Regions from separate parts of the Homo sapiens genome. Here region 2 is linked to region 1. A link is a loop called in an ENCODE intact Hi-C map of the cell type or tissue named here. Cell type or tissue: PC-9. All regions are shown on one strand. Links, peaks and the distances in the headings refer to the core of each region. The heading gives the core; the rest is flanking DNA.

Region 1 (16,151 bases), core at 2,844-10,843:
CTTCTGTTTGGACTTCCTTTTTCCTTGTTATTTTTTTTGCTTTGATGGCATTTGCATTTCTACATGGCCCTGGAGCCAGACTGTGACACTTGGTAGCTGTGTGACCTTAAACAAGCTATTTAACTTATCTCATGCTCATTTTCCTTACTATAGTCTGAAGATAATATCAGCATCTACTTTTTAAGGCTTCAGTACAGATTAAATAAATATCACAGCACTTACCGTGTGCTGGGCACTGCACTGTACTGCCCAGCACATGGTTAGTACTTCATATATCAGCTCATCATCATCACTGTCATCATCATCGTCGTCATCATCGTTGTCGTCATCATCAATGTCATCACCACCATTGTCATCATCATCATTGTTGTTGTCATAATCATCAAGGTCATCATCATCATCAAGGTCATCATCATCATGCAAGTGGTTTCTTTACTTTCAACATACACAGGCTGCCAAGGGGATAGCCCTAAATATAATTGCCCTCATACAGAATCTCTCTCTGACAACCCAAGGCCCAGCAGGCTGACTTCATTAGTCTGCTCACCTATAAAAGGGGTAATAATAGTATCTACTTCACAGTGTCATGAGGATTAGATGAGTTAATAAATGTAAGGTGATTAACATAGTGCCTCACACATAATGGGTATTCAATAAACAATAAGTCTTGTTGGAGTTCTTGCAGCTTAGCTCTTTGAGGGCTAAATATGCAAAGCAAAAACCCAATAAATTTATTTTCTCATTCTTAAAGAAATATTGAGTGCCTTCTGTGTGCCTGGCACTGTTCTAGCCTCAGGCAAAGATAAAGTAGTCATAGTGAGTACGACTAGCAAGTGACAAGGTTCTCACCCCATTTACTCTCATGGGAGATGACTGACAACTACTATATAGCTATGTTGTATAATAATACATGCTAATGGAAAAAAATAAAGCATAAACATAGCAAGGGAATAGGGAATAAAGAGAGTCAGAATAGGAGATGGGGTTGTTAAAATAGATAGAATGGGCATGGTGGCTCATGCTTATAATCCCAACACTTTGGGAGGCCGAGATGGGAGGATTGCTTGAGTCTAGGAGTTTGAGACCAGCCTGGGCAACATAGTGAGACCCCCCCCATCTCTATAAAATTTTTTAAAAAAATAGCCAGGGATGGTGACATGTGCCTGTGTAGTCCCAACTACTCAGGAGATAGAGGTAGGAGAATTTCTTGAGCCCAGGAAGTGGAGGTTGCAAGTGAGCCATGATTGCGTCATTGCACTCCACCCTGGGAAACATAGCAAGACCTGTCTCAAAAAAAAAAAGAAAACTCATTAGCAAACTCCCCGAGCCACCTGTTGGCCAGGACATTCACCTTTAGAGGACATAACACTTCCCAATCGAGCTTCCCATGTAGTTCAGAGAGTAGACAACTGCAGTCTCTAAACTACTGATACGGCACATCAGCTAATTAAATTACTGCACACTGCTGATTGCAAGGCTAAAGCCAGTGGAGTGATTTGTTATTATCCTCTTGAAGAACAATCGATGGGCAAAATATTATTAGATTTGATTTTTCTAAAAAGCTGGGAGTAAAGGTATTTAATTAAGATTGTGTCAAAGCTTGGCTCTGGTTTTCCCCTTTGGCCCTTTTCTTTTCATTTCAACTATGAAAGTGTTCCTCTTAGAAAAATGTGAAGAAACTAGTTTATCTCCATTATTGCCAAAGTACAAGTTGTATTTTGTCAACTTACTCCCAATCCATATTTTAAGTTGCTATCAGGGCTCTTTGTGCAGGAAAAATCTAATCCAATACAACCCATGCTAGAGTGTGGTTGAGCTTCATTTCATGCCGAGAATCCCAAGGAGGGACTATAGTCTGGGTAGAGACTTTGGCTATAGCTCTCCATTTATTCATTCAACTCACTCATTCACTATGAATTAATTCAGCTCCTCATTTGTGCAAGATACTGTGTTAGCAGCAGAGCATACAATTGAAGAAAAGACAAAATTTTGATGTTTCTTCCTCAAAACCCTTGAACAAACAATGGGAGACTACCTGTAAAAGAGAAATGACTTGATGCCACCAAATTTTATTTGTTTCTCCCTAGGAATGGCCCCTCTTTCCCACTTGTTCAAAAGTAATCTGTCCTTTAAACTCTTGCTTGGTTGAGGACTCTTCCATGAGGCCTTCCCTGAATACTCCATTTCTTACTTGGAATTCCCCACCCCCATATTTTTCCAACTGAGTTTCCTTTGAACAATCTGTGCCATATAATTTTTAATCAAATGTGTATTGTTATTTCTATTTTGTCTTATTTCCAAATTAGATTGCAACTTTTTTGAGGGCATGGACAACATCTTCTCCTTCTTTGCCTCAAAACATCTACCTCGTTTAAAATAATCCATTATATGAAAAAGATACTTGCACATGCATGTCTATAGCAGCAAAATTTGCAATTGCAAAAACGTGGAACCAACCCAAATGCCCATCAATCAATGAGAAAGAAACTGTGATATATATATATATATATGAATGAATGATGGAATACTACTCAGCCATAAAAAGAAATGAATTAATGGCATTCACAGTGACCTGAATGAGACTGGAGACTATTATTCTAAGTGAAGTAACTCAGGAATGGAAAACCAAACATCATATGTTCTCACTAATAAGTGGGAGATAAGCCATGAGGATGCAAAGGCATAAGAGTGACACAATGGACTTTGGGCACTCAGGGAGAAAGGGTGGGAAGGGGATGAGGGATAAAAGACTACAAATAAGGTGCAGTATATACTGCTCGGGGGATAGGTGCACCAAAATCTCACAAATCCCCACTAAACAACTTACTCATGTAACCAAACACCACCTGTTCCCCAATAACCTATGGAAATAAAAAAATTTAAAAAAACAAAAAACAGAAACAAAAATCCATCTACTTCCTTGATCTCTTGCATAGAACAGGCACCCGTTTAATTGGAAATGAGCAAACTTGTTGCTGATGTTCCTCAGATGATTTGGTTTGACTCCAAGAGACTATTCACATCCACCATCCATTCATCCATCTATCCACCATTCATCTTATCCATTTCTTCATTCACCCACCATTCATCCCTCTGTTCACCATCCAGCCAGCCATCTATCACCCATTCATCTATCCCTCTACCATCCATTCCTTCCTTCATTCACCCAGTAAAAGTTCAATTGTGGGAAAACCTATAGTTTTTAAATCCTTTTATTTTATGACTGATATTAATTGCTATATCCAAAATGTCAAGAGAGAATCAGCACAGAAAGTGAATGTTAGAAATGGAATCAGATGCAGATGACTGGTCTTGGTATCTGCCATTTCCTCCCACCCAGATGCCCTTTTGTTCTTAGAAGCCAAAGACAGTCATCTTAGAAACTTTCGGGCAACAAAATTCGTGCAGCCTTTGGAACTAAGAATTACTAGTCTCTACTTTCTAATGGTTTAGTAGTCAATGGATATATATAATTTAAGCCATTTAATTTGCTTTCACATGTGATGTTTTAGAAGCAAACAATTTGTGCTAATACAATTGTTATATTAAAAATCTTACTAATTTAAGCTTTCTAAGAATACAAATGTACAGCTTATAACTGTTCTGTTACCATTAGTCACACACAAGAGAACATGACACAAGGTAGGTATTGTGTCTCTTGGAAAGAAAAACAGCTTGAAAGAACAAAAGCTTGCATATCAATTCCCTGCCAGCCAAAGGGAGTGAGTCCTGTAAAGCATCCAAGATAAAAGGAAGATGGGAGAGAAGGAGACAGAGACAGAGGAGGTGGGAAGGTGAGAGAAAGGGGAAGGAGTGAAGGAGAAGACTTTCTTAATGGTAAAGGAAACAGAAGGGAAGAGAAAGAGAAAGAAACCTCTGAGGAGGAGGGAGTGTGCTGTGATCTCATGAGGGAGACCTGATCTGCTGGCTGGGAGGAAGAATCCCACTGAGCTGAGCCAGCTCCTTTTGGCTGCCTTGCCTTCTCTGCATCATCATTCAATTCACACCTGGGCCTCTTGGCCGGTGGGCTCTCTTTCACTGCTTTCCCCATAAAACCATCTAATCCTCTTTCTCCCTCTCTGAGACTCTTTCCTCAGAATCAAGCTTGCAATCCTCTGCTGCTTCACAAAACACAAGTCCTGCAGCATCCAAACACAATTAATTGACTTAATGCCTTCATCCACGGCCAAGCAGGTCTGGATAATAAAAGAGCCATAAATAAGCAACGTGGCTATCAAACGCACAGAAAATAGGACCATTGGCATTTACTGGTAGAAGCTGTTGGCTTGAATTGCATCAACAATGACTCCAGATCTTCCTTCTAAAATAAAATAAGAAAATGATCCATTTGTTGTTTGGGAAGAGAATTCTATTCATATATTTATTTGGGAGGAAAAAGAAGATGTTGGTGGTTTAAGACCAGAAGCCAAAAAGAAAAAAAAAGCCCGGTTTTATTCTTGAAAGATCTGATTACCAGCCTTTGCAATGTTTCAGGAAAATATTTCAGGACACACTGATAATTTGCATGAGTTTGAGAGGTGTTTTTGCAGCTTTTCCAAAACAGAAAAGAAATAAAAAGAGAGGATGGTTTGTTATTCCAAGAGGTAGAAATGCAAAAGGAGTCAGAATATCTTGAAAAAGAAGAAAATGTTTTGGCTTTCTGGCTTGTTGCTGTGTAATTATTTTAAAATATTTCAAATGACTACTTTGCTAAATTTTCTTTTCCTATAGCAACTTGAGATAAACATGTGAAAGTGATTGTTCTGACTCTTGTTCCCCAATTCATGTTTATTTATTTATTTTGCTAAATATAACTGTATTTAGAGAAAACCCAGGATTCTCTTTGAAGTTCCAGCCAGAACCTTAAAGCCTCTGAAAAGGCATCAAGGGAAAAACAAAAACAAAAACAAAAACAAAACTCAGCCTTGGTGATGGCCACACCCAAAATGATGCCTACCTTCTCTCTTCCCAGAAAAAAAAGTTTATTTGGATAAAGCTCTTAAGCTATTTCTTTCTTGTTCTAGTGAGAACCTGTAGCTAGTCCTCCTTAAACTCCCTTTCTCCTAAGCCAAATGGATAGACACCTGTAAAAAGTAGAGTCAAATAGCAACAACTCTGGAACTGAGACAGGAATCCTAGATCTGATTTGCTGTGTGATCTTGGATAAGATAGTTAACCTCTCTGTGCCATAATTTCCTCATCTACAAAATAAGGGTTATAAATGTACATACTCCGTAGAGCTCACTGAGTGTTCACAAAAATCCCACCTACTTACAAAAAGTCACTTATTAGTTATGTACCTGGCATATAACTAATACTTGATAAATGCTAACAATTATTGGTTTCCTATATGCAGCCTCCTACCTCTAAATGCAATACCTCTTCTAGGATACAGATTTTGTAGTAAACTCTGTAAATTTCCTATTTCCAAAGTTGTTTATATTTTTAAATTATTCACATTAGGAATATTTTGTTTATTTTCACATCACAATTTTTTTGCAGGCATTGCTTGAGAACCAATTTATTCTTGATCATCTTTTTTGATGTGATGCTTATCAGTAATCCCTGAAGAAATCTAATTTAAAAAAAAGCTTCAACATCTATAGCTGTCTATGTTGGATTTATTTGCATTAGCTATTTAGATGAGTCTCTCTAGCTTGGCATTTGTCACCTTTTTTTAACTTTTTTCTTCCCAGGAGATCAACATCTTTGCATCCTTCTATCAGTACTTTGAATCTTGTATTTCACTTGAATGCCCAGCCCCGCGTCAGCGATGAGATATTGATTTCTTCTTGTTGTCATTTAACATTCTCATGGAGACCCTGGCGGACCAATTTACAAATGATTGCTAAAGTGCTTTGGCAAATCGTGGTGTTTTTGACAGAGAAAGAAAAATACAGACTATGAAAATTTTGTACCTTTCAATGGGGTTCACTTAATGCCATGCAGCCTTTCTCCTCATGAGCATTTTCGGTCACCACTAAAGATCCTGTTTGGCTTCTTTGATCCTGCGATGCACAGGGCTCCCTCCTCCAGGCAGGATGTCTCATCTCCGGACTTTGTGGACTGGGGTTGATTCTTTCACGCCCAGGGGGCCTCACCTCCGGGCCTGCTCCTTTCTTAGAGGTTAGTCTTTGCGTGAGCAGGCACACTTGTTCTGAAACCACCACCATGGGGTTAATTTGCAGATCCTCAACCCACCAGGCAGACTCCACTTTCTGACCCCATCTGTCAGACGCTGAAATTCATGGTCCTTCCCAGGGCAGAAGCCACGAGCCACAGAGCAAAGCTGCCATCACTTTGTATATTTCAGGGTTATTTATTAGGCCTTGGCTTGGAAGTCTAGCCAGGAGGTTTTCACTCAGGGTCTGTTTGCCTTACGCAGTCTGTCTCTGAAGTGCAATTTGGAGATACAGAGACGTCAGGGTAATTTTCCATCCTCTGGTGACAGTGTTATTATTGAGAAGGAAGGATGAGGGCCGCTTGCTGTGCTAATGACTGCTTCTCATTTCATAGGCTCCAGGAGACCCAGGCTGTAAACGACTGCACATAGTCAGGTTCCCCCAGAGCCTCACATGGAGTTCCTCGCCCTGGGGAAGTGATGTTAATGGTTTTCTTTGCAAATCCCTCTCCCACCCACTTTCCTGACAGGATTATAGAATCCCTGTGTCTAGACACCCTGGGAGCTCTGAGGATTTCCTGAGCCTGTTTTCACTCACTCATTGTGATATCTCCTATGGAGGCTGAGTCAACACCCAGTATTGTGAGTATTGGGGGCGTAAAGGAGATGTTAGGATCATAACCTAAAAGTCCCTGCCTCCCACCCGCAGCCCCCTCCCTGACCCTGTGACCCATCACGCTAGCCTTCTGCACCCTTTGATTCTGTGCTTTTCAGAGCCCCGAGAAAGCTCCGAGCCTAGAATGCTGCTCCTTTCCCCTCTTCATCTCCTCAATGTCCACCCATCCTGTGTCACCAGTCATCAGAGAAGCCTCTGTGCCTCCACCCCAGAAGAGGTCAGGCTGGAAAGCTCTTAGAACCTCTAGTTTGCTTCCTTCAGTGCCTTTCTTCTATTTCATATTTGCGTGAGAATGTGCCTGGCCTCTTCCACCCGAGGAACCTGAGAGGCTCCTGTGAGCTAGGGCAGGCTTGAGGCTCTGCTCACCAGCGCATTCAGCAGGGAGGAGAGGCTGGCACATGCAAATTCCTTTCTTTAGTCATCTTTATTGTATGAATGGCTGCGAGGGAGTAGCCTCGGGGTATTCAGTGGGGAACTGTGAGTCAGTAGAGGGGTATATAATAGGTACTCACCTGAAAATGGTCTTTTGTCTTTCAGTTTACCCCTGGGAAAGGGTGAAAAAAAGGAGCTGCTACATGGTGGGTTACTTGAGTGTAGGAAGGAGAACAGGCATAGGATCCATTCACGTTTACTCTTCTTGACGTGATATATGCATGTGAATAGCCTTTAGGAGCAAACTCAACACTCAGCTAAATTGTAGTGCATGTCATTTCCAACAGACCCTTAGACTATTAGAAAGGGCAAGATGATTGTCTGTTTCAGCGTTGACATGTGTGTGCACACAGAACTCTTTATGTAGAAGAGATAATGTATCAAGTGGGGTAAAAAATGGAATCACTGAAAAAAAATTATGTTTTTCCATGGAAGGGTAATTATTGCCCAAAATAGAGCACAGATCAAAACATCTTAATTCTTTGCCATTCTCTTTTGGATTGTAAAAATCCCTGTACTCTCTATATTTGCCATGTCAATGACCCAAACGCCCAGGCATTGCAGGAATGTGGCAGAGTTTGAGTTGAGTCTTACGTATTCATTTAGAAAATACTTACCAGGCAGTGGCCACGTGCTGGGTACTCTGATCATGTTTCAGGGTCATGCAAGACACAGTTCCTGTCCTCAGATGGCATGGGGTGATGTGAAGAGCCTGGGGTTTGGAATCACACCACTTTAAATTGGAATTACAAATCTACCATTTACCAGCAGCATAAACTGGGACAAGATGTTTAATCTCCCTCATTCCCACTTCCTACATCTGTAAAGTGAGGTTAATGCTGCTTATCTCATAAGATAGTTTTGAAGACTAAATAAGACACAACCATGTATAAAGAAAGTCAGATCGCCGCATGCCCTCAGTCAAAACCCTTCAAAGGGTTGTTAGGAAATTGGGAATAGAGTTTGAAATTCTTTGTGCTGCTACACGATCTGACCTTTGTCTGCCTCTCTGTCCATCTGTCTGGTTTTTGCTGCCTTGCTCTGTGTGCTCCCAGTGTGCTGGCCTCCTCCCTGCATCTCCAGCCTCCCAAGCATCTTCCTGCCTCAGGACCTTTGTGCTGGCTGCTTCCTCTGGCTGGAACAGTTTTGCTTCCAATAATCACAAGCCTTTTGCTCACATTAATCAAGTCTCTCCTCCAGAGGCATCTCCGCAAGAGTTCTTTCCTGCCCTCCAGCCTGAAATATCTCCCATCACTCCGAATTCTTTAACCTACTTTCTTTCTCTTTATAGCCATAATTCCTATCTGACGTTACGTGATATGTCTATTTGCTTCCTGTCTGTCTGAAAACTCTGATGAAGGCGGGGCACAGTGGCTTGTACCTGTAATCCCAGCACTTTGAGAGGTCAAGGAGGGAGAATCATTTGAAGACAGGTGTTTTGAGACCAGTCTGGACACCATAAAGAAACCTCATCTCTATGAAAAAAAAAAAAAGGCGAGACATGCGATTGTGCCTGTAGTCCCAGCTACTCGGGAGGCTGAGATGGGAGGATCATTTGAGTCTAAGAGTTTGAGGCTGCAGTGATCCATGATTGCTCTACTGCACTCCAGTCTGGGTGACCCTGTCTTAAAAACAAACAAGCAACAACAACAAAACTCCATGATAACAGGAGTTATTATTTTTCCATTGCTGTCTCCCCAGTTCCTGGAACAGTGCCTGGTACCCAAGTATTTCCTGAATGAATAAATGATGAAGATTTCTTTGCCGAGTGCTTGGAGTATAGTAGGAACTCAATTAATGTCAGTTATCTTGCTTCACGTTTCTCAGCAAGGAGCTTAAACTTTAGAGCTGAAGATAAGACAGTGTGAGATGGATTTTTTTTTTTTGGATTTAGTTAAGCCACATGGATCTTTTTATATCCCAATAACGACACAGTGCAGAGCCTAAGAGAAAGTGAATTTTCACTTTATGTTTTAACCAATTTGTTCCACATAAAGTATGTCTGGGGTGATAAGAGCAAGAGTTAGGAAAAAAATAAAGCACTAGAACAATTCATGGAATTTGCTTATTAGTTCTTGTCCTCTCTAGCAGGGCTTGCCTTGAAAGAAGGAGCTGACTAGAGAGAAAGAGCTACATTGACTCTGCAGGAGTAAACACCACAATTAAAAGTTTCCTTTAATGAATCCTGTGTGAATCTCCCTATTGAAAGATGCATGAATGGAAGCTATTTCTGTCCCTTGCTTTATGAATGAATTGTATGGAGATGTTTCTTTGCTATAGTGAAAGGCATCCCACATAGAGCACATGCTTCGTGTCTGCACCTCACTAATTGACTCATGAGTTTATGGGGTGCCGATTATGTGCCCGGGGTGGTGGGTGGAGAATGGGGAACTGGGGAAGAAACACCTTGGCAGGTGCTCTGAGAGTGCATTAGGGGAACCTGGATCAGATACGAAGGGGATAGGTTAGGGAAGACTTGTCAGAAAGTATGTTTGAGCTGAGATTTCAAAATTAATAGACATTAACTCGGCAGAGGGTGGTATTGGGACAGTGGTTCAGAATGAAAGGCATTCTAGGCAGAGGAAAATTTGAGAAAGTGGATCCTGGGTTCATAACCTGTCTCTTCCACTATGGAGACCCATCTCTCTCTGTGCCTCAGTGTCTCCAAACGTAATAAGAAGGGTTGGATTAAATGGTTTTTGAAAAGTTCTATACAGATGGGAATTCTGTTTGATCATACAGGGCACTATTTTCCTTTTCCTCTACCTTCCTGTGCCCTTCCTTTCCTACTATGTGCATTTTCCCTTTCCTTCCTTCTTTGACCCTTCTCTGCCCCCTCCCTTTTATTTTTAGTTATGTGGCCAATCACCAAGGGCAACAGGGAATATTATTTAATGTCTTTGAGAACACTTTGGGCAGAAGGAGTGGCAGATTGCTTCATTAACATTTATTCTCAAATTTGAATAGGGAGAATAAAAATTTTAGAGACAGAATAGTAAGTGGGCACACTAAATCTTAGGGTGGTAGAAAGGAAAATTGAGTTCCATAGTAGCAACATTTGGGTAAAGAGGAGATTCTTTTATTGGGTGAATAATCACTCTGTAATTAATCACTCTGTTAGTATAATCATTAACACTGCAAAGGGGTTCAGAGTATGCAACCCCCAAATATGCCACTTGAGCATGAAGATTATTTTGAGCTGAAGGCAATTCAAAAACAGCAGATGCAAACAAAGCTCTCTATCCTCCTCCTTTCTGCCTACATGCAGGGCATAAATTTCCATTTGTGAAGGTGTCCCCCACATTTCTCCCATACCAAAAATAGAAGACTCTTATCATGGGAGATGGCACTGACTTGAATCTGCACAAACAAACCTTACTGAAATAATCCTTTTCTTCCTTTAGTTTTCCCTGTATAATGACCTTTCCAGAATTTACCACCCCTAAAAACCCAAACTCTTTTCCTTTGTCCAGTCACTTCTCCACACATTTATCACTCTTTGTTAAAATGGTATGTAAGCTCTCAGGCCTAACTACATCTTTGGATTATCACTTCCTTTTCTATGAGAGGTACCTATAAACATAAAAATATTAATATCAATATAATCCACCTACTTTTTCTCTTGCTAATCTGTCTTTTGTTAGTTTAATGTGCGTGGTCTCAGTTATTGAGCCTAACTATAACTAGTTGAACTATTCCTATATTACCCATAGAATTATCACAACAAGTATCAATTAATAACCCCAATTTGTAGGTGGGAAAACTGAGGCTCTAAGAGGATACTCAGCTAGCAAGTAGTAGAACCAGGCTGGGATTCCTGGTAGCCAGCCCTCAGAGTTCATGTATCTCCACCTCACATTGGCTGACCCTAGATCTGCTGCATGCTGACTATGTGACCTTGGCTTAGCTGCCTTTTCTCTGGGCCTCGGTTTCCCCAACTGATCTCTGCATTGCTTTCATTAGTGCTTTCTGATTTGGTCACAAACCCCTGTTCTTTCCCTGCATCTGAAGTCACCATTAGACAAAGGAGGAGAAAACAGCAGGAGACTTGTGAGCTCTGTGGCAAATACTTTGAACTCATTCATTCAAGGACTGGAAATATATTTAACCCAAGGGCAAAGTAAAGGACAGGATGAGTTTTGGTATACTAGAATAGATAGAGAAGAGAGTAAATTTGGAGTGCATGACAATTTCTTGAGTGGCAAAGAGAATAATAAAAATCAGATGTTGCAGTGGGGAAAAGAAACCTCCCATTCCATCTGGGCCGGATTTACACTTGGGGAGTAATTTTGGCAGGGGTAGAGCCTTGGTTTGTTAAATATTAAACAAAAAATATTAATAATCTGGCTCCTTCTTCATGTCTGTCTCTGATGGTACAACAACTCCTAATTCGCTTTACCTCTTCATTCTCTCTTAGTTAGGCTGATATTTCATTCTAGCAGAATTTATTTTGTAGCCAGTGGTAAGCCTCCAAAAGGTTTGCCAAAAGCTAGACTTGTAAGAACTCTTCCTCCTTTCCCTGAGAATTCACGAGAAGGGGATGGGACAGAGAACAAGAGACTCTGAAATATTTCTTGGCCATAACAGCAGAAATACCATGTAGCCCTTCTCTCCCCTTTGCCTTGGTCTTCCCCCATGAAAAAGAACATGCTATCAAAAAGAGAAGACAGGCAGGTGGACCAGATTCGAGGGTATAATTGTGCATATAAAATCCAAATATTCTGGGGCTGGCTTCTCAGAGGAAGGAGAAATACGCTGCATTACCCTGAAGTCCTACAAGATCAAAGTGAGGGAGTGAAGGAGGTAATGCGAAGTGTCTGAATTGCTTGAAGAAATAAAGGCATAAGAAAGATGGCTAGGAGAACAGATATGAAAGATAATGAAGTTTAGCTTGAATTATGGTGTAAGAGTGTGGCTAAAAGTTTCTGAAAGCGTGAGATTAGGGCAGCATAAATAATCTATAAAGACATTAGTGCCTGTCTTACTTATTTCTCATCCATATTTAAAATACACCAACCTCCTCCATTGTTTCATCGAGCACCATTTATAAAATGGGGACAGCACACCCAGAGTGTTCACTGTCCCTCCGGATGTAATTTTACTGAATTCGCAGTCACATTTTGTTTTCCATTTCTTATAGAAATGCTTGAAAAAAATCCCTAAACAAAGAAATACTTAGCTGACATTTTAAAACACAAACTGTATGCCAAATAAAAGGGCAGGTTGCTAGAAGCTCTTTAGTAAATGATTACGCTTTAAAGGTCTAAATGTACACACTCATTTTCAAGTACATTTTATAAAATAATTTACTCCCAGTCTGTTCTGAATAATCGTACAAAAATGGTTCGTAAGCATAATAAATCTTTCACATACCATCTTTTTGCATGCTGTTCTTGAAAGTCTCAATTTGAAGATTATACTTAATGGAATTGTCTGTCGATTTCAATCATTATCATCTGGGGCAGATGGTTCTTTGATTGTGCATTTAATATGCAGGAAAATACTGCGCTGCTTCTGCTTTGGAGTTAGCCTTCCGACAATTCACATTGTGAAGGGTACCTTTTTGCTTAGAGAATTGTTTCTTTTAAACACCAGACTTTATGTATCATTACAAATAAATATATTCAGAGATGAATTTTCATCATTAATTTGTTCACCTCATGTATTCACATTTGAAATGGAGCTCATTTGGGATTTATTACATAAATGATGAATTTGAGAGGAATACGTGCCAAGCTGCCATGGAAGCTGGAAGCACCAAGGCAGCTGATGGCTCATGAGGACAAGTTTGTCTAAAGCAGGGCCAAATGCACAGGGCCTGAGTTCAAGAAGCCATATCATTCCTCGGGCCTTGCTCTTGGAATAATGGATTTTCTCTGAGAAGGTAGTGTCCCCAATGGTTAACTTTTTGGCATAACCCCCCAGCTCTTGCGGAATGAGTTTTTCTCTCGAAATTCTGCCTATATCATTATTTCCATCTTAATCTACCATGTCTCCAGGATGAGTGGAAGAAAAGGAGCATAGAGAACATAGGTCATAAATCTCACTTGTGATGGGCACTAGGTCAGATAGAAGAATTCAGTGAAGAAATTTTTCTAACATTTTAATATGCCCTGAGCATCAACTAACACAGCCACTACTGTACACATCAGTGCCCCCTTCTCCCTGGGGGATTCGTTCCAAGACCCTCAGTAGTGGATGCCTGAAACCACAGCTAGAACTACCAAGGTAGCTGATGAATAATTGCACAGGCCGGGCGTGGTGTCTGAGGCCTGTAATCCCAGACCTCTGGGAGGCCAATGTGGGGTGGGTGGATCACCTGGGGTCAGGAGTTTGAGACCAGCCTGGCCAACATGATGAAACCCCGTCTCTACTAAAAAATACGAAAATTAGTGGGGCGTGGTGGCACTTGCCTGTAATCCTAGCTACTCGGGAGGCTGAGGCTGGAGAATAGCTTGAACCTTGGAGGTGGAGGTTGCAGTGAGCTGAGATTGCGCCACTGCATTCCAGCCTGGGTGACAGAGTGAGACTCTATCTCAAATAATAAGAATAATAATTGTACAAAAATAGTTCATAAGCACAATAAATCTTTAACATACTGTCTTCTTGCATGCTATTCCTGAAAACCTCAATTTGAAGATTACACTTAATGGAATAATCTGTCAATTTCAATCATTATCATCTGGGGCACGGGATAGTACTGAACCCTACATAGCTTGTGTTTTTCCCATACAATCACATTGTATAAGGTGGGTAGCTTACATGGTGTGGATATCCTGGACAAAGGGATGGTACTTATCCCAGGTGGGGCTGAGTGGCATGGTGCTAGATTTTATCACGCTACCCAGAACACTGAGCAATTTGAAACTGATGAATTGTTTATATCTGAAATTTGCCATTTAATATTTTCAGACTGTGGCTGAGCATGGGTTACTGTGGAAAGCGAAATCACAGATAAAGGGGCACTACTGTCTATCCGTATAAGCAGATAAAAGTGTATAATATCATTTGTGAAGCTTGTGTAACTCTATGACATAGCAGCAAAAACATAGGTTTTGGAATCATAGGACTCAGGTTTGGATTTTAATTCCTCCTCCTGGAAAGGAGTGTAGAGTTAAGGCAAAGTGGGTGGCTGTGGTAGTTGTGTGACCCCAGGCAATTCACTTAGCCTCTCAGCCTTAGGTTTCCCAGTTATGAAAATGAAAATAATAGTATGCCTACCTCATAGGACAGTTGTGATGACATACTACCAGCAGAGCAGGTAGCCTATTTGTGATTATTAATACATTTAGCAATTACTTACACACTACTAACAACTTGTGCTTTCCCAGAGCTTGTGCTGCATGGCTCCAGCACAAGGAGCCCTCCCTTGTCCACCTATTTACCTATGGGCCATCGGCCACCTGGCAGTGGGGAGGGAAGTACAGGGGAACTGTCTGCCGAGGCCCTGACCAACAGAAACTGTGATTCTCTAACTATCGTGTGAGTCCAGAAGAAAGCAGCATTTGATTCACAAAAATTAAATTTGCATGCGATGTTTTCCTATTGCATGAAACCATCTGCACAGTGTTCATCTGAGTAGCAACGCCCTGTGTGTGAACCACACATTATGTCGCAGATGCATCTTCATTAGCGACCAGAGTGGTATTCAAAATGGGTAAATTGGATCATTTAATATCGCTGCTCTTACCGCCGGAAAAAATGAAATTGAGGTTTTTTTTCCCCATTAGAGTTAATAAGACTTCAAAGGCTAGATTTTCATTAGGAAGGCAAAAGCATTCTTATAAATCCTGTCTCTCTGAAGAAGAGCTGAGGATGAAGAAGCCAGAAACCTGGGGCCACTGTCACTATCTTCCCACAGTGAGACTGTGACACTGTGGACTCAGCTTTTTTGCTCTTTAGGAATCACAGCCCAGAAGGACTTTTCTCATACCTCTCCTCTGAAATGCAATTGAGAGCTCACTTCCTCCAGGAAGCCTCTTGGTTTATCCACCCGGGTCACAGCTCTGTGACCCCACTTCCTCAGGCCACTTTGGAACTCAGCATCCAGTTTTTCCCCAGAAGCAGAGCCTAAGGCAAGACTTGGTGGAGGAAGGGCTTTATCTGGGAATTGATCCCAGGGAGCAGATGTGAGAGGCTGGGGAGAGGGAGACAGGGATGAGAAGAAACCTCTGTAAGGATGCAAAACTGAGGCTACTGCTGTGGGCCCTAGGGCCTGGATCCCACTGCTCTGGGGAAGCCTGCAGAAGGCCTCGAAGGGCAGTCTGCCTGAAGCACAGAGGGAAGAAGCAATGGCTTTCGCAACACCTCCATTGGTTGTAGGTTTCCTGTGGGAACATTAACCTCACATTCAAGGGTGACACATGGGTTCAGAGGTAGTGGAATCCTAGGACATTAGAGAAGACCCTGGGGCAGAAAGAAAAGTCTATGAGTGCTTGAGGTGAGATCCAGCCAGCAAGAGGCAAATAACTGGGGCTGGGCAATAGGAAGAGGGGCACCTGAGCCACCTGCCACATAGTAATTGTCAACTCAAAAGAGGTAAAAGACCAGACTGCAATCCAATATAAGAAGGTGTTTATTGGAGTCTTAAGAACTGCAATTTGGAAGACACAGATATGGCTAGAAGCCAACTTGTGTTCTGAAGAGAGGGAAGGGAGTATGGTTTTTTGTTTTGTTTTGTTTTTTGACAAAGTCTCACTGTGTTGCCCAGTTAGCACTTCTGCCTAACTGTATGTTTGTAACCATTGGCCAGTCTCTCTTCATACCCTCTGCCCCCGACATTTTTCCCAGCCTCTGGTATCTATTATTCTACTTTTCACCTCCACGATATCAACATTTTTAGCTCCCACATGTGAGTTAGAACATGAAAATTTGTCATTCTGTGTCTGGCTTATGTTACTTAATATAATGACCCCCAGTTCT
Region 2 (16,151 bases), core at 3,253-11,252, 240 kb after region 1:
GCCGACAGGGGGTCGTCCAGCAGGTAGAGCTGACGGTCGGAGTAGACAGCGCGGGCCAGGCTAATCCTCTGCCTCTGCCCCCCAGAGAGGTTGAGGCCCCGCTCCCCAATCTGTGGACAGGGACAATGCTACTGCCCATTGTCAGCCCACCCTGAAGTTCTTGGGCAATGGAAGCTTCCTGGAGCTTCTCAGGACTCAGGGGAAAGACGTACACACTGATCCTCGCCATATCCAAGTTCCTCCGCCCCTTACAGGGCCCCCGGTCACACGAGACTCTGTGGTGAGTGGAAGTGCTCCACTTGTCTACCTCTCCAGGAAGCCCAGTGGGCAGCGGCAACGAGGGCAAAGCTCTTTCCCATGAGGATTGAGGGGTGCCCATCTCACAAGACCCCAGCCCAATGCAGATCCCACAGGGAGGGGCTACGTCATTTTTATCACCAAAGGGAATTGTGTGAGCAGAGAGCTGGGGAGAATGCAGCAGTGAACCAGAGGGAAACGTGGCTGGGTGCAGATGGAAAAGCGAGTTCCCTATTTTGTTTACTTGTAGAGCAACTATCCCATCCCTAGGCAACTCTAAGCACTGTGGAGAGATAAGCCTTGACTTCCTGGTTCATCATCACCACCCTAAGGCCTGGCACCATGCTGGGCACAGAATAGGTGCTCAGTAAATATTTATGGAAAGGATGATTGCTTGCTGTAGGTGATTCTATCCAATGGAACCCAAAGTGAACCCCAGGTGTTCAGCCAGATGTTGAGTTAGGCACGGGGCGGGACACACAAGCTGGACAAGAGAAGTCCCCTCTCCCTGGGGAGCTCCACGGTGGGCAGGGTAGTTATGTACATAATAGCAGCAGCAAGCAGAATTTCACAAGCGCCTGCTGAAGAGCATCAGTAGAGTACTTTGTGGCAAATTATTCAGGTGGTGGGACTTGGGAAAGCCTTCCTTGAGGAGGCAGATTTTGGGTTGAAACTCAAAGGATAGTGATGTCACAGGAGCAGAGACTTAGAGGCTAGGAAGTGAGTGGACACTTTGGCAGGCAGGTAGGAGCATGGCCTGGAAGGGTGAACCAGGGCTGCAGTGTGGGAGGTCTCAGATGCAGGCCAGGAAGGCTTCACGGCCACTTCCTTGGGGATGCAGACTGAGGGCACCAGTAGAGAAAGACACCCCAAACTGCCTTTCCTCAGAAAGCTTTAGCCTTCTGATCTCCTCTGGGGCTCCTGGGCAAGGTGAGGAAGATTGTGCAGAGAGCACAAGAAGGGTGGGGACCCGAGATGGCAAGGTGACTCCCCTGGGTCTCTTGGGGTGGCAGGCTCAGCCCAGGATGGGGTGGCAGGCTCAGCCCGTTTGGACAAGCACCCCAGGGGGCAATGTTTAGAGGTGACCCCCATACTCCTGGCCTGGGCAGAGCCAGTGAGGCAAGAAGGGGCCCTGGTTTGCAGGACAGAGCCAGCCCTTGGGATGAGGAAGCAGTTTTCACCAGAAACCCTTCCTGAGACGACAGGCAGATTGGGAGTAGCCCCAAGAAGTGACTACACTGTGCCAAACACCAGTAAGCTTGGTGCCACGTCCACTATGACATCCAGCAAGTATAGATCCAGAGGAAGAATTCAGAATGGGTGGAACCTGAGCTTTGCCCACACGTCCTTGGGGCATCTGGATGTGGAACAGGGGCTTGCTGGCCTCAGCCCTTTGGACCTGAGCAAATGTACTGTGTGCAGCTACAGTGGGCTTGCGCTCCCAGCCCCGCTCACCTCAGTCAGGTCTCCATAGGGGAGGTTGCTCAGGTCCTTCTGGAGGCCACAGACGCGGACTGTGTGCTGATACCTGTTGGTGCAAAGCTCAGAAGTAGCTGGGTGAGAAAGACCCCAAGCACTGCTGCCCTGGGCTGCTTCCACAGGCGCTGCTGGTGTTGCTGGGGCAAGGCCAGGGGTGGCGGCTGCTATGTCCAAGGCTCCCTGGCCAGTCGCTCTGCCTTCAATGACCCAAGGGTAGCGTCCCAGTGACCACTGGCCCCTCCCCTGACCTGATGCAGAGTTGATTCAGGAATGGCCCCTTCCCTGGCAGGGTTTTCGCCAAGCAGGGAAGAAGACAACGCTGAACAGGAAAGCCCTGCAGGAAACACTGAGGGCGCCACCTGCTGGACGCTCATGGGAGTCAGAGGAGGGGTCACCCTTGGGGGCTGCAGTTACTGGGGATGGCCTCCTGGGGGTCACAGGGCTGAAGCAGGACCGTGGGTGGAAGAGAGGGTGTGTGTGAAGGAGGCTAACAGCAGGGGGCTGGGTGATCACCAGTGACGACCTTGACATTTGCCCAGCCCCTCCACAAAGCTACTCCATCCACCCCTCACTGCTAGTAGGTTGGAGAGAATGGAGTTTTCTCCCCTGCAACAACTCGGGATACTGAGTCGAAGGGAATGGCACCTGAGGTGAGGGGGCGGAATGGGAGAGAGAGTGGGACTCCTGCTCTTTGGGCCTCTTGGCCTCTCCACTGTGCCCCCTCAGCGTCACGCTCTGCCTAGCCCTGCAGCCCAGGCTTTGGGGAGTTTGACAGCCGAGGCCCTAGCCAGCTCTGCGGCAGCCAAGCCGCCAGGACTAGCGCCCTATCCTGCAAAAAGCAGCAAAGCTGTGGGGTCAGCCCCACAGCGGTCCCCAGGGGCATGACCCCGCTCTGCCCCAGGGGAGGCCTTTGGGGCCTTCTGGCACCGAGGAACCTAGGAACGTCCGTGGTCACTGGGATGTCGTCCCCATGTTATGACAGATGCCCACACCCTCCTCCCTCGGTTTTCTCTGCAACTCAACCTCACTCATACAGCCCCCACCATAAGCAGAACCTTCCCCAGGCATCACAGAGCCCCCGCACAGCCGCCTTGGGGACCCAACTCCTGCTCAGGATGCCTGCAGTGCCTGGCTCAGGTTTGTGCTCCCTCCCAGCAGCTGCTGAGCAGCACCACTGGGCCTTTAGGTTTCTGTCCTGCTCAGCAGGTTGCCTGCCTCCACAGTGGCTGATTGGTTGGTTGATGACAGAATTGATTGATTGATATCATTGGCATTATCGTCATCAGGACCCTCTTTCCTTCAGCGAGTAACAATGGGCAGGCCTCACAACTCAGACATCAAAAGACAGACCTTCCCAATAAAGAGGCAAGAAAGAGAGTGGCAGGCATGAGCAGCTGCCCTTCCGGTTGCACACAGGCCCCAAAACAGAACCTGGGCACAGCCCAAGCATCATGCCCACACACAAACTTTGGGGTTGGTGTACATAGCAGTTATGATGAGGGGCCTTGGAATCAGAGAATGGTTTGAATCCAGCTGGGCGACCTTGGACAAGTGACTGTACCTCCCTGATCCTCACTCTCTGCTCTATAAAATTGTGCAAACAACTAATTCTCATTGGGTTGTTGTGAGAATGGAGCAGAAAAACATGTGAAGCCATTAGCACAGTGTCTGCTGCATGGCAAATTCTCCATCAGTGGGGGCTATAATTGCTATTACTACATTTGCCAATCTGACTCAGACTGCGCAGCACATCTTCCTCCCCTCAACACCTCCCACCTTCAATTTCCTCCCACCCTCCTGCTTCCTATGGCCCTGAGAGCCACAGTTTCTGCCCTAGGAGCAAAATCTCTGCTAAATATGCCACATATGAAGGATGCTAGATCCATCTTTCAAAGCCCAATTCAAGTGCCATCTTCTCTTCCCTGATCCACCATCCTCTCGTGATCTCTGCTGCCTTGGAACAATCCGAGCACGGTCTACTGCCACCTGGCTCATTCCTCCCTGGTGCACTGTCATTTCTGTGCATTTCTTATAGCCCATTCCAGACTTGAGCATCTTAAGGGCAAAGATACACCTGAGCCATCTCTTTCCCCATGTGCCCTGCATGCTGCAGGCATTTGGCACATATTTGCCCTCTGAACATCATTTTGATGAATAAGGCAACCCTCTGTCCAGTCCGCATCCACAGACAGAGAAGGCATTCCAGGTGGGTGGCACAGGCCAAGAGATGCTGAGCAGAGTAATTTGGCTATACTGATCACTGACTCCTGCACTGATCACCTTCCTGCCACACCTGAGCCTCCTGGCCACAGGACGGCATGGCCGGGGAAGAGGAGGTGAATTGACAAGCCTCTTGATGAGAACATACATGCTGCCATACCAGCCAGCAGGGACAGAGTTGGTGGGTAAGATGAGAAAGGCCAAACTACCACTGGAGAGCTGACAGCCAGATTCCTAAAACCAACTCCAGTTCTCTTAATTAAGCATTGTGATGCCTGGGAAGGTTTCTGAGTGACCCAGCTGTCAGGCACCTCCAGCTCCAGAAAACTGATGTTGATCTGGAGCTCAACGTCTAAGTCCAAGACTCAACTCTGACATTTAATAGCATTTAATACCTTGGGAGGGTCAACTCGCCTCTCTAGGCCCTTTTATTTATCTGTAAAATGGGGATATAATGCCACAATCTCTCTAAATGGGTGGTTAAGGGACTCAAATGAGAGAATGTACGTGGCAATACACCAAGCTAAGCAAAGAACCATAGGAAGCCATTACTTTCCAGAGCTTAAAGATGATGGTCCAATCAATGGTGAATTGGATAAAGAAAATGTGGTATATATACACCATAGAATACTATGCAGCCGTAAAAAAGAACAAAATCATGTAGCAACATGAGGCAGCTGGACTTCATTATCTTAAGTAAATTCACACAGAAACAGAAAACCAAATATCACATGTTCTCATTTATACATGGGAGCTAAACCTTGGGTATGCACAGACATAAAGATGGCAACAAGAGGCAGTGGGAATTCCAAAAGGATGGAGGATGAGAGGGCGCACGGATGAACAGCTTCCTATTGGGTACTATGTCCAACAGAGAGTGAACAGGATCAGTAGAAACCCAAACCTCAGCATCACACTATATACCCCTGTAACAAAACTGTACCCCCTGAATCTAATGTTAAAATTAAAATTTAGAAAACTCAAACATTTCAGAAGTAGGGAGAGAATAACTATAGAAATGTCCACGGTGATCACGGTATTAATGAGTTTTTTGTTTTTTTTTTTTTTTGAGAAGGAGTCTCGCTCTTTTGCCCAGGCTGGAGTGCAGTGGCATGATCTCGGCTCACTGCAACCTCCACCTCCCGGGTTCAAGCAATTCTCCTGCCTCAGCCTCCTGAGTAGCTGGGATTACAGGTGCCCACCACCACGCCCAGCTAATTTTTGTATTTTTAGTAGAGACAGGGTTTCACCATGTTGGTCAGGCTGGTCTCAAACCCCTGACCTCATGATCCACCTGCCTCGGACTCCCAAAGTTCTGGGATTACAGGCGTGAGCCACTGCGCCCAGCTAATGGGTTATTAAATGTTCTTAGAGAAAATATTTCTCCCCAAATTGCTGTCTGTTCATTACATACTACAGTTATTACAAATACATACTCGCAATTTTCGTGTTGAAAACATTTACAATATACTATTTCAGTACTTTTGAAATATATAATACATTAAAATTTATCATTGTCACCATTCTGTGCAATAGATCACTAACGCCTATTTCTCCTGTCTAATTGAAACTTTGTACCCTTTGGTCAACATCTATCCTTTCCCCACACTCCCCTCTCCCCCAGCGTCATATATCAAAACACAAAAGTGTACCCCATAGATAAATGTAATTATGTCCATTTAAAAAATAAAATGATATAAAAAAGATGATGGCTCAAAGTAAATCAAGTAATTATAAGTTGAGCTTTGTTTTTATTTAGTTAGACCATTCTGAGGACACTAACAGTGATAATATATCCTGATAGCTCTGATGTCAATTAATAATGTCAGGGCTGATTCATTACATACTTGCTCATGATTCTGAGCAGTTTTGGGTACTCAGCCTAAAGCAAAATTGCTGGATTCACTTTTCTCTAGTCAGACCACATATGCCCTGTTGCAGAGAACCTCGGAACATATGCTCCTCTGCCCTGGGAATGAAGTGCCGATTCTATCCTCTTCCCAGTGTGCAGTCGCAGGTCTGCAGAAGTCGCCTCTCCTGAACGCTTGGCTCAGGAAGAGGAAAACCAGTGTCTGTGTGGATCTGATGAATGTTTAATCAGAATTCATTAAACTCAGAACCCACTTAGCAGTCATTACCAACAGCATCAGCATCTGTAGGAGAGTGTGTACCAAACACAAATGTGCCTCCTGCTTTAAAAGTTAATATTACCTTTGGTGATCATACTTTTCTCCAAAGAGTATGTTTTCTCTCACATTTCCATGAAAGATCCATGCCTGCTGTGAAACGTAGGCCAAAGTTCCATTGACTGCCACCACCCCTTTCTGCAGCTGCATCTGGAACAACAAGACGGGAGAAGCTTCAGGAGCCAAGCCTTGAGAACTTTTCCTCAAATGCCCATTGCACCCTGGCACCCACATATTCCACAAGCATTGGTTATGAAGGCACAAAAGCGTTGACAGGACATCTTGTCCATGCACCAGAAAGCCCAACCATGCAGATGCAGAATCTCAGAGTCAAACACCTGCACAGGGCCAGGCAGGGAATGCTTGAAAAGAGGCAGTGGTAAGCTCTGCTACAAATGGGAGAGCTTGGACTGCAGGGCTGCTCCCAGTGCACATGGCACCTGGGCCCAACTACAACAGGATGTTCTCTGAACAGACTCTTCACAAGAGGCTCCCCTTCCTCCAGGTGCACTGGCTGGATCCAACCCTGCTCAGCCAGGCCCTGGGAGCAGGGCACCACCTGCACGGCTGTGGGTGTTGGCCTTGGCACACCCCATCTTCAGGAAGCAGCCTTGACTCAGTTGCATCTTTGGTGCCATGCAAGGATGCAGGCCTGATGGAGCAGGATTTTCTAATTTGTCCAGAGGAGTCAAAGATCCAGTTTTATATGACATCTTTGGACTTTTAAAGCATTCAGCAATCAATTAAAACTATGCATGGGCTCCAGTTTGTGACCCTGAGTACATATGTTCATTTAAGATGACCCCTCATCGTGGGCATCCAATAGACAATGGTAGACAGCGGGGATGCAACGTTCAAAGTTATCAACAGAGGGTACATGTGGGGCAGGCCACAGTGCTCAGGGCTGATGCTCACGGGGCAGTGGCAGTGGGTCCAGGGGCAAAGAAGGAGAGTCACCAAGGCGGCCGAAGGATGTGATGCCACTTCACCTCAGGAGTTGTGCAATGGACAGAGAATTCAATTTGGAGAAGAGACCATGATAATAACAATAATAATTGTAGTATTTTTAATGTGTAGGGTATATTCCGTGAACTGAATTAAATGTATGTTCAATGTTTTTCACCATGACTGGCCTTGCAAATTATCCTATAGCCAACTATTGCTTACATGATCTCATTCAAACCTCACCACAACTCTCCTTAGTCCCATTTTACAGACAAGGAAACCAAGTGGTTTCATGAGGCTCAGAGAGGTTAAGTTACCTGCCCAAGGCTAAATAGTGAGCATGTGGCAGAAACAGCTGGGGAACCCAGGCTGTCCAGAGTGCCCCCCTGCTTCCCCAGTGACCACAGCCAGGGGCCTGATCCCACCACTGTCTCATGGGAGATAGACTTAATGTTATCTCAAAATTTCCAAAGGACAGAAATTAAAAGGAGGCAAATTTCACTCCAATATACATCAAAACTCTCCAAAGAAGGAACTGGCTGTGACATGATGAGCTTCCCATCACTGGAGCTATCCGAGCAGTTGGGCCATCTCTTATGCAGTAGGATGCTATTAAGAGTATTCACATCATTATGTGGGGAATTGAGCTGAGTCACCTCTATGGCTCACGCTGACTCATCATGGAGGCACACACTCTCAGAGCGTGGGTGACCTCAGGAACTCATCCAATTCAGCCCCCACCTCCACCTCCAGGCAGGGAAGGAGTTGTCATTCTTTCTATAGATGAGTCAACTGAGGCCAAAAGAAGTCACTCATATTAAAACTCATAAGACACATCCCCCCACCACCCTATTCTGGAGTCCCCACTTCTTCAGAAGTACCCCGACCTCTTCCTGAAAGAGGCAATCCCAGCTGCACAAACTTCTCTTTAGCAACAGCAGAGTGGGGAGAAAGAGGACTTAGCATTTTTTTTCCACAAAGCTTCTCATTCATGTGGGATGTGACTTAGAAACCGTGGCAACATAGAGGTTTGTGAAAACTACAAATGGCTTAGCCATTTTCCCTGGGGTCACCCAACTAGAAGGAGCAGGGAAGGGACAATGACCCAAGTCCCCTCCCTCTTCCTACCCCAAGGTTTGCAGAGAAGGTGGGGGCATGAGCTGCTTTAGTTCAGGCATAAAATACATCTATAGTCACCATGAGCTCCAGACTCCAAAGTCCTTCCACACCAAGCTGCCTTGCTGGCATTTCTAAATCAGGGCAGCCCAACTCATGGGGATAACCATGGGTTTAAGGACCCATCTCTCCTTTGACCAAGATGGAGCTTTAGGCAAGGAGGCAATGCCATTCAATAGACCTCCTCATTGGCAAACTCAAGAGTTTGTGAAAAACTCAGCCTCATCTGGCCCAGGGGCCTGGAGCTGCTGCGTGCATTAACCTCCCAAAAATTATTGTGAACCACATGCACAGTGTCCAGTGCAGCCGAGGCCATCTGCTGGGTCCACGCCTGACCGGAAGGGAGCCATTTCATTGTCATGTTAATGTTCCATCTTCACAGCACTCATCACACAGCTTACCTGTCCTAGGAGAGCTGCAAGGAGGGAGCTCTTTCCACTTCCCACATTCCCACATATTCCCAAGATCTTCCCCTGCCAGAGAAACAGAGATGGGACACAGTCACTCTCTCCCACTTCTTAGAGGGTCTGGCCCAAAGGTGCCACTCCCAAACTATGCTGGTCAGGCCAGGCGGAGAACAAGGGGTCACTGCAGGCTCTGGGGCATGGCAGCTGCAGCCACACCACCCTGGCCCACATAAACAGCCTGGGAGGATGCAGGAATGTAAGTCTTAATTAAGTGCTTTCCCTTGTGTGGCATAGCCAAGCACCCACAGGGCTTCTAGAAATCACGTAAGATCACTGGTGTGAAACAGCCTTGTGCTGGTCTGGGAGACACAGGCCTTGAACAGGAAGGCTATTCTGTGCCCAGACTCCAGAAAAGCAAATCTAATGGGATGCAAAAGGCTGTACAACCCAGGGGGACTAGGGTAGCTTTTGAAGTATGGACATCTAGGGGCTTTTCAAAAATCTGGAATTACTGAGAAGTTACACTATTCTAACATTCTACAGCTCCAGATTTATTAATTCAACCAACAAATCATTATCAGAGCCTGCTATGTGCCAAGCACTGTTCCAACCACCAGCAAGAACAGCAATGAACACAACAGGCAATGGCCTGAGTCTACCCTCATAGAACTTACCTTGTAGTCAGGGGAAGATGGACAGGAAGCAAGACAAGCAAATGAAATGTGGGGCAGGCACATCTATGCTTGCCATGGAGAAAAATAAAGCAGGGAAGAGACAGGGAAGGGACAGGGAGTGGGCTAGAGGCTTGGGGGTACAAGGAAAGCCTTACTGGAAAGGTAGATGTCTTAGCTTGAGTTTTCCCAGAAACAGACCTTGAATCAAGGATTTGAATGAAAGTCACACTCACATTTGGAAGGTGCAGGAAATTCCAGTAGGGAAGAGGAGAAGTGATACAGGAAAGGGAAGGTGGCCCATAAAGGGCAGCCTATTGGGTTGGCTCCCTAACAGAATATCCTACACAGGAGGCAAACGGAACTCAACCCTGCAGGGAAACTGCAGGAAACTCTGGGGAACTGACTATAGCTTTGTCCCACCCAATGGCAGAGGAGGTGGGGTATTGATGCCCCAGCAGTCATTGTTTGAGGGCTGCTCTCTAGTCTGTGAAGGTCTTTATGGAGGTGTGCAGAGCCCTTGGGCACGGATGCAGATAAGGCAGTTGTAAGATGGCCAGGAAACACTTAGAGGTCCAGGGCACATGGGCAGGGACAACATCTGCCACAGGTGACATTTGGGTAAGACGTGAAGGAGGTGAGGAAGGGTGCCATGGGGTATCTGGGGAGAATCATTGCAGGCAAACAGCCCATGTGGAGACTGACGTGTAAGCATGTCCACTCATGTTCAAGCAGATATTGCAATACTGCACTTGGAGCATCTGAGAACATTCTCATGTAGGCCTGCTCCCTGCAATCCCTTAGGGCAAAGATGCCCAACATGGGGCCAAATATGGCTTTTTTCCCACCCCAAGCTAGACCAGAAACGCCCATCCCCTGTCTGCCATTCTCAGCACATGAGAGTCGCTGCCTGTCATCAATAATTCCTTAAACAAGGTCTTTGCTGAATCCCAGGCACCTTGGGATAAAATAGTGATCCACACAGAGGTCTCCCTGCCTTTGTGGAGCCCACATGGATGTAAATTTGGTTGGCTGAGTGCAACTGAGTTCAGATTTCAGTTAAGTCCCACTGAGTGCCACCTACTTTGCCTTCTCGCCACTCTCCCGGTGGAGCACCTGACTTCCCCCATGCTGCATTCCCATTTGCCTCCAAGAGGCCTCCGTGAACTTCCTGTGTTCTAAGGACTTTCTGGCCACACAATGACTTTGCTAATGGCTATTCCATATGTCAGTGACTCTGGAATTCCTGCCTCATGAAATGAAGCTGAATCTATTTAATTCCCCTAAAAGGACTTCAATGAACCGGGGCATTAAAGAGACCGCAGATGTGATGCAGCCTCACCAGGTATTTGGCTGCCCTTTGAGTCCTATCCACTTCTTGGGGCCAAGTAAGAAGCCTTCTAGATTCATCCTTGTCTTTAGCAGAAAATCCATGAGGCCTGTATCCTCTGATGATTCTCCCAACAAACACTGCTGGCCACCTCCAAGCCAGGAGCTGGGCTTCGGGATAACGACATAACTGTGAACAAAAAACCCTGACCCCATGGAGGATCCAGTCTGATGGAATTGAGGAGCTAAACTTGGAAAAACCTGGATGCCCTGTAGAACACTTGAGGGCAGCACTTAAGCTGGACATAATTGTTAAAGAAAAAGGCAACAATCATACCTAACATCAGCTAAGACTTACTATGGGCTTAGCATTTTTATGTGGTATCTGAGTTCCCCCACCACCTTGTGAAATGGGTACTTCTATGAAATGCATGGTGCTGGTAAAGAAACAGAGGCTTAGGGAGCTTCAGCAAGACATCCAAGGTCAAGCAGCTAGGAAGTGGCTGGGCCTGGAACTGGGGTCCCTCAGGCTCCAGAGGCATTGCATTGCCCCCACTGCTCCAGAGGCAACAATGCATTGCCCCCACTTTATCTTCAATTTATTCCACAAAACATTGACTGCATCCTTGAGGCAGGAATTCCAGAGTCACCGACATATGGAATAGCACATTAGCAAAGCCATTGCGTGGCCAGAAAGCAGCGTCCTTAGAACACGGGAAGTTCACGGAGGCCTCTTGGAGGCACATGGGAAGGCAGGGCGGGGGGAAGTCAGGTGCTCCACGGGGAGAGTGGCGAGAAGGCAAAGTAGGTGGCACTCATGGGACTTAGCTGAAATCTGAGCTCAATTGCACTCAGCCAACTAAATATCGTTTCCAATGAATACGTGGCAGACAGCTTTGTTAGCTATGAGAGGTACCACTCTCACACCAGCTATTGAGCTTGACATTGCATAATAAATAAGAACCTCTCCTTCTATAGCGCTTGCACAGGGAAAGAGTGAGTCAACAGGATGAGAGATTAAAATACCAGGCACAAGATTAATGTTGAGCCCTCTGCAGCAAAATCAACACTGCCACCCTGGGAGTCTGCTGCTGAGTTCCCAGAGCAAGAAGGAGATGCATGCAGGAGATGCAGGAAGAGGCCAAACATTCCCTAAACCCACAGCGTTGCCTGAAATCTCCATCCCCCAATCTTGAGGGGAGAGAACAACAAACAGACTCTGGCTGGCTTGGCTGGCTTAGCCCTTGGCTGGGTTGCTTGTTATCTCAGTTTGCTTTTTACAAGAGGAGTTTTTGCCGGTGGTTAAGAGCCCAGACTCTGCAGCCAGGTGCCCTGGGTATGAAACCCTCCTCTGCCACTTGCTAGCTATGTGACCTTGGGCAAGCTATTTAACCCTCTTGTGCCTTAGGCTCCTCAACCATCAAGTAGGGGCAGTTATGATGCCTGGTTATTGAAGTGGTTAAGTGAGTTTATTATGTACCTGGTAAATAGTAGTGTTCAAAATTATCAGTCATTATCATCTATCATAATATTCCAATGTGAAATTAAGAACATATCTAGGACAGGAGCAGTGGTTCATGCCTGTAATCTCAGCACTTGACCCAGGAGGCCAAGACAGGAGAATCACTTGAGGCCAGGAGTTCGAGCCTGGCCTAGGAAACATAGCAAGACCCCATCTCTACAAAAAATAAAATAAAATTTAATTTAAAAATTATCCCGCTTTCCCCTGGTAAATAAAAAATTTTAAAAAATTATCCGGGCATGGTGATATATGCTTGTAGTACCAGCTACTTGGGAGGCTGAGGCAGGAGGATCACTTGAGCCCAGGAGTTTGAGGCCGCAGTGAGTTCTGATTGCACCACTGCACTCCAGCCTGGGCAAAAGAGTAAGACCCTGTCTCACACACACAAAAAGAGAACAAATCAAAAAAGATTTATGAAACCTAGTCAGTTCAAGCCTAGCCACCTGGAGTGGACTGTTCATTCAAAACTGCAACTGACTCTAAGAGAAGTACTGCAAATCAGAATGAATATAACCACCGTCTTCTCCACACTTGGAGAGGGGGCCTCCAATGTTCATGTACATAGTTTTAAAACTGGGGGAAAAATACAGGGACTCTGGTTAGAGACATCCCATCACCACCTTCAGCTCTAACTGAACTGTATCAGACCTGGAGAAGGCTGTAGCTATGTAATGCAAGGAGGAGGGCTGGAGGCCACACCTGTGCAACACACACCCACCTTTCTCACCACAAAGCTTATGCTGTGCAGAACCGATTTGAGGCTGTCACTTTGCTCCTCTGGGCCAGTGGCTCCCTTGGCTGGTGGACTCCTCTCACTGTATGCCTCTGACCTCTGTTTCTTGCATAAATGCCTTTTCTGGTTCTGCAATTTCTTTGGGGTACTTTTCCTGCTGGCTTCATGCTCCCATGTCAAGGTGGCATTTGCTAAAAGCAAGACAGTATCTGGGTCTTCTGGTTGGGTGATGTAAGATGGGGGGCTTTTATCTATGAGAATTTTCTAAGATTAAAGAGACAAAATTAACTGAGCAGATGTCATCCATTTGCAAGAATCATCCCAATGTATCTTCTAATGACCCCAAATCACAATTTTGGCTATTCTAACCCACCACATCCAGGAAAGAGGTTCTGAAATTATTCCCCCAGGAGAAGCTGCAGCAGAAATAGTCCACTAGCTCATGCTATCTGGGACAGTTGCCTCTTTAACCACAAGGCCTATGTGGGTCACCCACACTGGAGAATGCTGATCCCAGCCACATTTCACCCTTGTGCCCAAGACAGTCGGTCTTACCAGTCTTTGGGCAGTGGACTTCACTGCTTGGCACTAAATGCTTATGAAATCAAGGTCATATGCTCAGTCTCTGCTGTGTCCTCTTCCGAGGCCACTCAGCCCAGTTCAACAAAGCATTTGCTAAGCCCTAACCATGTGCCAGACTTTGGGGTAAACAGCAGAAATGCAAATATAAATAAGACACAGTTCCTGTCCTTGAAGAGATTACAGTCTGGAGGGAGATGAGAACATGCACGGATCGTTTCTGCAAAATGTGATGAGGACAAAGCACTGTGACTGCCAGAGAAGGGACACTTGGCTCTCATTCTCGAGGTCCATGCACTTGGTGCTAGAGCTGGGTCTGTACAGGTGTTGTACAGGCAGAGATGAGAAAAGGGAAAGAGAATGACAGCATTCTACCTGAAGGCCCAGCATGGACAAAGGCAAGGAGCATGCAAAGCCATGGTTTGTTGGGGTGGTAGCATGAAACAAGCAATTCAGGATTACTGAGGCACAGAGCTCAAGTTGGGAAGGGAAGGGGACACAAAACTGAGAACCCACAGCTGGAGAGCCTGGAGGGGACAAGGGTTCAAGGATTTTGAGCAGCTGAGAATAAGTATTGGTAATCATACCAATATTTTGACAGCTCTCTTGGGGTTGAGTGCTATACGGACTTGAGAAGAATGTTAGAAAAAGAAAGGTTAGTTCATAAATCACTGCGCTAATCAGATGAGAGATAATGGAAGCCTCAACTGAAGGCAATGGCAGTAGGGACAGAGCGAAGGTTGAGGAGTCAAGAAATGCCATCCTTTATCTAGTCTAAGGAGCACCTTTACTTTTTTATCTGATATCATAATACATGCAATTAATGTGATGGTGTCCTTATGTTTGTTCAAAGACTGATAACTCAACAGTGTACCTTCCAATCCAATCTTACAATGGCACCCCTTAAAATGGAGAGAATACCATAATCAGGAGTTGACTTAACAGGGTTCTTGACTGGTTGGATGTGTATGGTAAGGGAAAAGAGGAGTGCATGAATCAGGATGCTTACGATGACTTCTGGATTTCTGACTCGGGTGAGTAAGATCATTCAATCAATTCATAGATGTTTGAACAAGCTTTCGTGTTGACACAAATGCCCTTCTTCCCTTTCCTCTCCTCAGTTGAACTTTCAAACCACTTTATTTGCCCTTCTCAAATGTCAATTATATCCTTATCATGTATAGAAATTCTTAGAGTGCCTGGGTCCCACACTGGAACAGAGGCTCTTGAGGATAAAGCCTCTCTCTTCCTTATATTTGCATTTCCCATGTCTTATATATAGGAGGCACAAAGTAAATCTTTGATGAGTGAATAAATGAATGAATAAAGGGACTAAATGAGTGCATAAATGTAGGGACCCCAACATCCTCTTCATCACTTCCATCACCATGCCCATTAAAGAACAAACTAGGTAAAGTGGGGATGACTCAGAACAAAACCAACCTCACTTGTGGAACACTTAGGATGTATAGATTGTTTAGGAAAAAGAGGATCAGGAACATCTTCTTCATGTACAGAGATTATCTCGTCATTCCTACAGACAACCTATAAAACTCTGCCTGCTCTGTCCTTCATACACATTTATTCATCTAACTCTGAATGGATGCCCTCCTCCCAATGTCAACTCAACAAGCGACCCAGCTCTCCAGCAGCTTGGTACAGCCTCCACATATCTGAGCATTTTCCCACCCCAAAATGAGATCTCTCTTCCCTACTCACCCAGGGTTAGTTATACCTTCATTCTCCTTAGAGAGACATTCGCTTCAGCCATTGCTTTGATGGAGAAGGGCAAGATTGCAATGGAAAACTTCATTACATTAAACATGGCAATCACACTAAATGCCTGAAGAACAAAAGAGAAGTATGAGGGTTTAGAAGGAGAAGTCACGTTGGCTCTAAACCGTTATACACATGGGGTTTAAACTTGCTGAGATGAGAAATGGTGGCATCGTTGGAATGTGCAGAGGAACAATCTTTTCATTTCATGGCTCAGAAACCATCGGTTGGCCAGCTGGGGACAGCAGCATCTTAAATCTATTTTGCTTTGGGATTTTCACCAAAATGGTGGCAAGTATATCCCCTTGTCTCTGTTGATACAGAAGGGAAAAGGTCTGAGGCAGGCCACTAACAGAATACATTTGGCAATCTCCATCCACACTGCATCCTCATTTGAATCTAGACTATTCACTCGAAGCCCATGCAGACTGTCCTAAAGCACCCCCTGCTCTCAGTTCTTCAGAGGCATCTGACCCTTTAGAGTTAGACTACACCACACCACAGCCTCAGGCATGCAGCCGGAGGCTCCCTGGAGGGACCTGCTTGCCCCTGGGGGAAGCTGGAGGGTGACCTCACTCTCCTGCTCCCAGGACCTGGCCTCCATGCCCTGCCTCCCCATTCACCACACAAGGCCAGATTTGAGAGCCTTTGGTCAACTGTGGTTCCCCCTCACCCTTCCCTCCAAAAAATCACCTCTGTTCATGGGGCCTTCCTTGCTGTGCCCTGCATAGTGGGTGGTTAATATTCTACAGCCTCAATGAAAACAAGCCTTCTCCCTTCGGTTGGTGCCCCGGGGGTACATGATTTCATCTCTCCAATTTCATCTTCTCA

The links. A loop is a pair of places that touch in the nucleus more often than their neighbours do. Peaks named below come from ENCODE experiments on the same cell type or tissue, not always from the same donor. Only the 100,000 strongest peaks of a DNase experiment are listed, where the experiment ranks them.
Region 2: it touches region 1 in a loop (4-fold over the local background); 3 of 110 quality-filtered maps call a loop at or near these places.

Annotation. Positions count from the first base shown.
Region 1 is chr16:47,880,523-47,896,673 of GRCh38, forward strand. It overlaps LINC02192 (long intergenic non-protein coding RNA 2192), which reads right to left and starts at 6,608. Exons shown (of 2, transcript NR_110649.1): 1 at 5,919-6,608. All of the region lies in intron 4 of LINC02133 (long intergenic non-protein coding RNA 2133), which reads left to right. RefSeq lists enhancers at 6,352-7,551, 7,092-7,906, 7,907-8,720. In PC-9, for the core only: no CTCF peak of the experiment used is centred there; DNase peaks (open chromatin) are centred at 7,179 and 7,819; H3K27ac peaks cover 1,487 bases.
Region 2 is chr16:48,115,509-48,131,659 of GRCh38, forward strand. ABCC12 (ATP binding cassette subfamily C member 12) reads right to left here. Exons shown (of 31, transcript NM_001393797.1): 10 at 15,280-15,387; 11 at 12,951-13,229; 12 at 8,705-8,776; 13 at 6,208-6,332; 14 at 1,753-1,825; 15 at 1-110. Among named protein-coding and RNA genes, the nearest start is that of ABCC12, 32 kb to the right of the region's middle. RefSeq lists enhancers at 1,437-2,299, 7,473-8,672, 7,879-7,998. In PC-9, for the core only: no CTCF peak of the experiment used is centred there; a DNase peak (open chromatin) is centred at 7,853; H3K27ac peaks cover 3,244 bases.